2 separate regions of the Homo sapiens genome follow, and region 2 is linked to region 1. Evidence: chromatin loops called from intact Hi-C (ENCODE). Cell type or tissue: GM12878. All regions are shown on one strand. Links, peaks and the distances in the headings refer to the core of each region. The heading gives the core; the rest is flanking DNA.

The links. Peaks named below come from ENCODE experiments on the same cell type or tissue, not always from the same donor. Only the 100,000 strongest peaks of a DNase experiment are listed, where the experiment ranks them.
Region 2: it touches region 1 in a loop (2.2-fold over the local background); 5 of 110 quality-filtered maps call a loop at or near these places.

What each region holds. Positions count from the first base shown.
Region 1 is chr1:160,517,766-160,522,168 of GRCh38, reverse strand. All of the region lies in intron 1 of SLAMF6 (SLAM family member 6), which reads left to right. Among named protein-coding and RNA genes, the nearest start is that of SLAMF6, 3.3 kb to the left of the region's middle. In GM12878, for the core only: no CTCF peak of the experiment used is centred there; DNase peaks (open chromatin) are centred at 989 and 1,998; H3K4me3 peaks cover 2,940 bases; H3K27ac peaks cover 2,956 bases.
Region 2 is chr1:160,451,548-160,455,950 of GRCh38, reverse strand. No RefSeq gene overlaps it. Among named protein-coding and RNA genes, the nearest start is that of VANGL2, 53 kb to the right of the region's middle. RefSeq lists an enhancer at 2,509-2,558. In GM12878, for the core only: no CTCF peak of the experiment used is centred there; DNase peaks (open chromatin) are centred at 1,506, 2,340 and 3,940; H3K4me3 peaks cover 462 bases; H3K27ac peaks cover 3,488 bases.

The DNA of each region.
Region 1 (4,403 bases), core at 286-4,285:
GAGAAAAAATAACAGTTCAACAAGTGTGGCAGCAGCATAAGAGAAAGAAGAGACTGAAGCAAGAGATCCCATCAATATGGAGTTAAGTAGAGTAATTGGTAATTGGAATGAGAAAGGAATAAATATTCATTGAGCACCTACTGAATGCTTGGCACTCTTCTAGTTTGCATGAATACATCATGAACAAAGCAAGCAAAAATTCCTGCCCTCATGGAGTTAACATTTTAGCAGGAGACAAACTGTAAAAAAAGATAAACAAGTAAAATAGTGTATTGGGTAGGAAGAAATAAATCAAGAAGGAAAGGGAGAGATGAAATATGGTAAAGACGGCAGTGAAATTTCAGACAGGATAGCCAAAGAAAGTGACAAAATTGGAAGGTGGAGAGCAGCCACAGGAGGAAGGTGAGTTCAATTTTGGACCTACTGATTTTAGGATGTCAGTGTGCTATACATGAGGAAGTTACGTGGAGGATCCTGGGAACTTAGGACTAGGGGTAGAGCTGAGGCTAGAGACTTAAAAATCAATGGCATAGAGATATGTTAAGCTGAGGAGAAAACTGGAATGAGAACAGAACTTTGGGAAATATATATAAAATGCAGAAAGAGAGAGAATTCTTTCCTTCATTCAAGAGCCACTTCCTGATCTAGGAGCAGAATCTTGAGTTTTTGCTTCATTTTTACCACCCTGCAAAATTATTTCCACCTCTAGAATAAAATATTCTGAATGTCCTTGTGTTAAAACTCCTCTTCTTCTCCCTATTTCCATGAATACTTCTTATAATGACCCTATGAAATATACAGTGCTCCAATCTCCACTTCACAGATGGGGAAAGAAGGCACAGAACACTAAAGTAACTTGCTCACTGCCCCACATTTATGGGGGAAATGGGTATAGAAAGAGAAACACATTTGAATGAGTTTACAGGAGGCAGATGCAGGTGTTCTGAGACCCAGGAGGAGAGAAGTGGCTGCTAGAATTGGAAATCAGGAAGCTTGGCTCCGGAGTCTGTGCTCATAGCCACTTCACTATGCTACTTAGCTTACACACAGTCATACATTCACACAAATGTGTACATAATTAGAAAATGTGAGGCCAGCAAAAAAAATAAGCAGGGCACCTTCATAGAGAAAAACACGGGGACCTGCTTTGGACGGAGTGATGAAGAAAGGACTTCCTGGAAAAGTAACATCTCATCTGATATTTAAAGGGTGTGAAAAGTTAAACAGGAAAAGTCAAATGAAGAAGATTTTAGGGCAGAGGGAATCATGTGTGAAAAGCCGTGATGCAGGAAAGAGCCTGGAGTGATTTAGGAAGGGAAAGAAGACCACTGTTGCAAAAATGTGGGGCAAATGAAATTAATCTTTGAAACAACCATGAAAAACAATGACTCATGCCAGCCTACATTCTTTGAAGTGGGTTGGGCACTATCCTGACTCCTTTTAGAAAATTTAGTGGAAAAGACAAACCATATTGAAAAATAATCCCATTTCCTTTAACTCAAGCCCTGGGTGGCAAAACTAACAGAACAAAACAATAATTGTAAATAAAATCAAGCATCATGACTTCCTAGAGAAAATAAATCTCGTTTGTTTCTTCATTTTGATTTTTATAGATGGAAAGTTGGAAATTTGTCAAACTTAAATGTGCATATAAATTACTTGGGGGAATCTTATTAAAATGCTGATTGGGGAATAGGGACTGAGATTCTGCATTTCTAAGAGGCTCCCAGGTGACACCAATGCTGCCTGTCCATGGACCACACTAAGCAGCAAGGTTCTAAATTCCAATGGACTTCAGTCATACTGGGATTGTAGGGAGGAAGAAATAGAAACTAACTTTGAGTGTGTTTGCAGGAAGCAGATATAGGTATTCTGAGGTCCAGGAGAGAGCAGTGGTTGGAAATGTAAGTAAAGCAAACACATGAGGGCTGATTCTGAGGTTGAGTCAAAATGTGCAATGCTCTTCTGTGAAGAGATTGTGACCTGATGGCCCCCGAGCAGTGTTATCTACTTTTTACCAACCGTCCACATCTTTCAAATGTTTATTGTGCTCAACAGGCAGAGAGCTGTTTTATATTTTTTCATTATCCTCAGACACGTGTTTTTCCACCTCTCAGAATCTGCAATCTCCAATGTGACCTCCAGGTGTTCATGCCTCTGTTTTTGGTCCCTTAACCCAGATTCAGCTTTGATTGTTTCTCTGTTCACACTCAGACATTTTTTATTAAGGTGAAATTCTTGTAACAGGATGTAATAATTTTAAAGTGACATTTTGTACATTTTGTGAAACCACCACTTCTATTATTCTAAAACATTTTCATCACCCCAAAAGGAAACCCTGTACCCACTAAGCAGTCATTTCCCATTCTCCCCTCCCCCCCAGCCCCTGGCAAATACCGATCTGCTTTCTGTCTCTGTGGGTTTACCTATTCTGGATAATTTCATATAAATGAAATCACACAATATATGACCTTTCGTGTCTGACTTCTTTCACTTAGCATCATGTTTTCCAGGTTCACCTATGCTGAACCATGTATCAGTACTTCATTCCTTTTTGGCTGAATAGTATTTTGTATTCTGTATATACTACATTTTATTTATCCATTTATCTATCAGTGGACACCTGGGTTGTTTTTGCCTTTTGGCTCTTGCGAATAGTGCTGCTATGTGTACAAGTATTTGACTACCTGTTTTTATCTGGGTATATACCTAGGAATGGATTTGTCAGATCATATAATTCTATGCTTAACTTTTTGGGAAATTGCCAAACTGTTTTCCACAATGGCTGTACCATTTTACATTTCCACTAGCTGTGTACAAGAGTTATAATTTCTCCACATCCTCATCAACACTTGTTTTTTTCCTTTTTAAAAAGATTATTATCACCATCCTAATAGGTGTGAAGTGGTATATTATTGTGGTTTTGATTTACATTTTCCCAATGACAAATGATTTTGAGTATCTTTTTAAGTGTTTATTGGCCATTTGTATATCCTCTTTGGAGAAATGTCTATTCAAGTCCTTTGCCCATTTTAGTTGAATTATTTGTCTTTTTGCTATTGAGTTATAAGAGTTGTTTATACATTCTTGGAACCAGACCTTTAATACATGACCTGAAAATATTTTCTCCCATTCTGTAGGTTGTCTTTTCACTTTCTTAATAATGTTCTTTGATGCACAAAAGTCTTTAATTTTGATGAAGCACAATTTACCTATTTTTATCTTTTTTCTTTTTTATCATTTTATTTTAAGTTCCAGGATACACGTGCAGGATATGCAAGTTTGTTACATAGGTAAACATGTGCCCTGGTGGTTTGCTGCACCTATCAACCTCACCTAAGTATTAAGCCCTGCATACATTAGCTATTTTTCCTGATGCTCTCTCTCCCCCCTGCCCCACCCCCGACAGGCCCCAGTGTGTGTCATTCCCCTTCTTGTGTCCATGTGTTCTCATTGTTCAGCTCCCACTTAAAGAACATGCGGTGTTTGGCTTTCTGTTCCTGCATTAGTTTGCTGAGAATAATGGCTTCTGGCTTCATCCATGTCCCTGCAAAGGACATGATTTCATTCCTTTTTATGGCTGCATAGTATTCCGTGGTGTATACGTACCACATTTTCTTTATCCGGTCTATCATTGATGGGCATTTGGGTTGATTTCATGTCTTTGCTATTATGAATAGTGCTGCAATGAAGATACACGTGCAATGAACATGCACATACACATATCTTTATAACAATGATTTATATTCTTTTGGGTATATACCCAGTAATGGGATTGCTGGGTCAAATTGTCTTTCTGCCTCTAGGTCTTTGAGGAGTCCCCGCATTGTCTTCCAGAATAGTTGAACTAATTTACATTCCCACCAACAGTGTAAAAGAGTTTCTATTTCTCCACAGCCTTGCCAGCATCTGTTTTTTCTTGACTTCTAAATAATTGCCATTCTGACCTGTGTGAGATGGTATCCCATTGTGGTTTTGATGTGCATTTCTCTAATGACCAGTGATGTTGAGCTTTTTTCCATGTTTCTTGGCCACATAAATGTCTTCTTTTTTTTTTTAACACCTGAAGAGTAAGTTTAATGGAATTCATAGTTACAGATATTCAGAAAATATTTGTTGGGGGAACTAATTAATACATTTCTTTCTTTTAATTTTTATTTTTAGTTCTGGGTACATGTGCAGTATGTGCAGGTTTGTTACATAGGTAAACCTGTGCCCTGGTGGTTTGCTGCACCTACCAACGCATCACCTAGGTATTAAGCCCAGCATGCATTATCTATTTTTCTTAATGCTCTCCCTCCCCCAACCCCACTCCCCAAGAGGCCCCAGTGCATGTTGTTTCCCTCCCTGTGTCCATGTGTTCTCACTGTTCAGCTCCCACTTACAAGTGAGAACATGCAGTG
Region 2 (4,403 bases), core at 95-4,094, 66 kb after region 1:
AAAACCATTAATAAAAACAAAAATTTAAAAGCAGACAGAGAAAAAAGACACAATATGTACAAAGGAAGAAAGGTAAAAATGAAAGCAGACTTCTTGGCTGGGCGCGGTGGCTCACGCCTGTAATCCCAGCACTTTGGAAGGCCAAGGTGGGTGGATCACCTGAGGTCAGGAGTTCAAGGCCAGCCTGGCCAACATGGCGAAACTCCATCTCTACTAAAAATACAAAAATTAGCCGGGCATGGTGGGGGGCACTTGTAATGTCAGCTACTAGGGAGGATTAGGCTGGAGAATCACTTGAGCCTGGGAGGGGGAGGTTGCAGTGAGCTGAGATCAGGCCATTGCACTCCAGCCTGGGCGACAAGAGCGAAACTCAGTCTTGGGGGAAAAAAAAAAAAAAAGAGACTTCTCAATGCAAGCCAGAAGACACTGGAGCAACATCTTAAAAGCAAGGAGGGAAACACACACACACACACACACACCTGTCAACATAAAATCCTATACTCAGTGAAAATAACCTTAAAAAAAAAGGTAAAATAAAGACTTTTGTAGACATACAGAAGCTGAAAGAATTCACCACAAGCATATCAGCGCTGTAAGAAATGTTACAGGAAGCCTTTCAGGAAGAATGAAAGTGATCACAAATGGTTTTATCAGAGGAGGTGGCACAGCTACCACTGAGCCTTTTCCTTACCCCTCTCCTGAGGTGCTCCCAGTGGGAACTTTGGAGATGCCTAAGGATGCCTAAAAACCACCTCAAGTTATTTCTAATGGTCTTTCCAGTTCTTGCCTTTCAAAATGACTTAATTCTGGATTGTATATTTTCTCTTGGGCATTTTGCCTATAACAGAATGAACACCCATCCAGTAATGATGAGTTAAGAGTCGTGAATGAGTTATGGTTTCATGATGCAAAGAGTCAGGAATCATAACTTAATGAGATGATAGTTCAGAAATTGTCCTTTTTTCCAGTGCTAGTGATAAATATCAAGTATTGTTTTGATCATCAGCAATCAGGGATGTGGCAGAGGAATTTCAAAGGGGAAGAATTTGTGCTAGAACTCAGAGTCAGGCAAAACTGATAGTACGAATCAGGGCGTATAGTAGTTGAAAGCATACTGAAGTTGACTATTGGGAAATTGAGGGCTAGGCCAGCTCCACACAGTTGCGCAAGTTTGAGACTCATTCTTCCCTCTGGACCTCAGTTTCTTCATATTGGGATGTTAGCTAAATGACTCCAAAAACCCTTCCAAGTCTAACCACCTGTGATTCTACAAGTGTGACTGAATTCAGGCTAGTCTTATACTGCCTCCGTCTACCTCACTCTTCTTCATCTGACTAGTTACCAGCAGGGAAATCCCTCCAACCCCAAAATAACCATTATTTTCATAATTCAACTATTAAAATGAATAAATTTTAAGTTTGAAAATCTCTCTTCAAACTGTATATATTGTATAATGTCATTGAAAAGGCAAAACTATAATGACGGAGAAGTCATCAGTGGTTGCCAGAGTTGCAGGTGGGGAGAGAGGATGACTACAAATTGGTAGCACAAGGGAATTTTTGAGGGTGATGAAACTGTTCTGCATCTTGATTGTGAGGGTGGTCACAGGACTATATGCATTTGCAAAAATCCATGAAACTATATACCACAAAGAATAAGTTTTACTGTATGTAAATTTAAAACTAACTAAATAATTTTTTAAAATAGGGCAACAGCTTTGGTAGTGATTTACATCCATGTTTAAGTGTGCATCATTTTAATATATTCTAGATAATTTTCCAGGTATTAAATTTAACTTCTTATTTGAATATCTAGCCTCTTAAAAGTGTATAAATTATTAGCATACACTTTAAACCTATATAATGTATGTTTTAAAATAAATACATTGTTTTCAAAATATGGCAGTTATAGTCTTAAGAGACTTTCTAAAAACAGATTTATTGAGGCATAATTCCCATACCATGAAATCATTGGTGTGAAGTATTCAGTTCAACGATATTTAGTAAATGTATCCAGTTGGACAACCATCACCACAGTCTAATATTAGAACATTTCACCATCCCAAAAAGATCCCTCATGCCCATTTTCAGTTTAGGAGACTCATAAAAGTAGAAGAGCAGTCAATCTGCTAGTAAATTTGCTAACACAGAATCACGACATTTTTAGTGTCGGAAAGCTCTTAAGGCCACCTTAAACTCCCATCACCTGTTTAAATGCCTCTGTAACACGTCTGATGGGTAGTTACCCAGCCTAGCTAGACAACGTCCGGTGATATCAGCGACTGTCTTGTTTAACACTCATTTCATCCTCGGCCAGATCTATTTATTACACAGTTATTCCTCACTTTGAAGCACTGAGGCTTTATATGAGTAATCCCCCATACACTCTGAGAACTACATTAGTATCCAAGAAAGGTGGCAGGAAATGTTTAAAAGGAATTATTTTTGAGCATTTGAGGTTCAAACAGAAAGCTGATATAAGTAAAAGAAGCCTGCCAGCTTTAAAGCAGAAGCAAAGGCCAAGGGAATTGAGTACAGCATTCAAAGATGGGCTGGCACTGGTGGATGGCTATGGAGCATGTTCTGGGTAAAGGACAAAGAGCAACAGAGTAAAAAGTTAGGAGACATCAATGGGAAAGTCCAAGGGACCGCATAAAACCGTTCAAGGCAGCACTTTGATATCAACCGTGTCAAGAGGCCCTATCGGTAAAGTAGACCAAAATCACTAAAACTAAGATTATTTACATTTTGGTATATAATATCTTATTCTGGCCCGGCATGGTGGCTTACGCCTGTAATCCCAGCACTTTGGGAGGCCGAGGTGGGTGGATAACTTGAGGTCAGGAGTTCGAGACCAGCCTGGCCAACATGGTGAAACCCCATTTCTACTAAAAACACAAAAATTAGCCAGGCATGGTGGCGCATGCCTGTAGTCCCAGCTACTCGGGAGGCTGAGGCATGAGAATCGCTTGAACCTGGGAGGCAGAGGTTGCAGTCAGCCAAGATCACACCACTGCACTCCACCCTGGGCGATAGAGTGAGATGCTGTCTCAAAAAAACATATCTTATTCAGCAAATTTACTCACTTTTTACTAAGTTGATAATAACTTGCATGATTGATCCTTGTGTATTACATTGGGTGAGTGAAAAGACAGAAGGAGAAGTCATAATCCTGTAAACCACCAAGAAATGCAAGGACAGGCCGGACGCGGTGGCTAATGCCTGTCATCCCAGCACTTTGGGAGGCCGAGGCGGGTGGATCACCTGAGGTCAGGAGTTTGAGACCAGCCTGGCCAACATGGTGAAAACCCGTCTCTACTAAAAATACAAAAATTAGCCGGGTGTGGTGGTATGCCCCCGTAATCCCAGCTACTCAGGAGGCCAAAGCAGGAGAATCGCTTGAACCCGGGAGGCGGAGGTTGCAGTGAGCTGAGATCGGGCCACTGCACTCCAGCCTAGGCGACAGAGCGAGACTCTGTCTCAAAAAAAAAAAGAAAGAAAGAAAGAAAGAAATGCAAGGATAGCAAATATGCTAGGTGCCTGGAAAATTACAATCTGGAAACAAAATTACCAAGGCTGGATTTATGATCCCAGTCCTCAAGCATTTCACAGTCCAGAACTTCTTTAGAGACAACATGGTATCATGGGAGGAATACTGGAGTAGATGCAAGAAGGCATGTTCCCTGATAGTGTACTTGTGTGTGATCCTGGCCAAGTCTTCTAACTTCTCTGAACCTGAGCTTTTTAATTTGTACAATGAGGATTAGGAAAGGTAAACGAGACAGCTGGTAATATCTGTTCTAAAATTCTGATTGTGTGCCCCTGGACAAACACAACTATTCCTTGTCATTTTTGCCTCCTTAGTAGGTAGGTTGTAAGAGTCAAGTGAGATGTGTGTGAAAGGTCTTTGAAACCTTAAGAAGCTATGCAAATAAGATGTGGCAGAGTGGATGCCTAGTGAATGCCTATACAGTTGTTTCCATTTAAAAGATACTTTATTATTTACAGGTATAATATCTGATGTGATCTTCCCAACAAGTTTATAAAGTGAGGTAGCTATTGATATCCTCATTTGCTAGTGGAGGAAACAGGTTCAAAGAAGACGTATTGTTTTAAGCTTCAAAGTGACCCCAGGGGCAGACTGGGTGGCTCTTCGCCCTTTCTCATAAACTTCTCATCAACTCTCATCAACTAAGAGTCCTCTTTTCCATTTCCTCCTTAGATACATCAGCGCTGTTCTACCCAAAGCAGGAAGAAATCAAATATTTACTTAGTACTCACTCTAAATAGTCTCTGTAAGAGAAACTGGAGCTATGGAAAGGAAAACCAAAAAGATATTTAGATACATATAGTCACACAGAAAGATGGTGACAGAGTCTCATTTGAATTTTAGAAGTGAAAGAG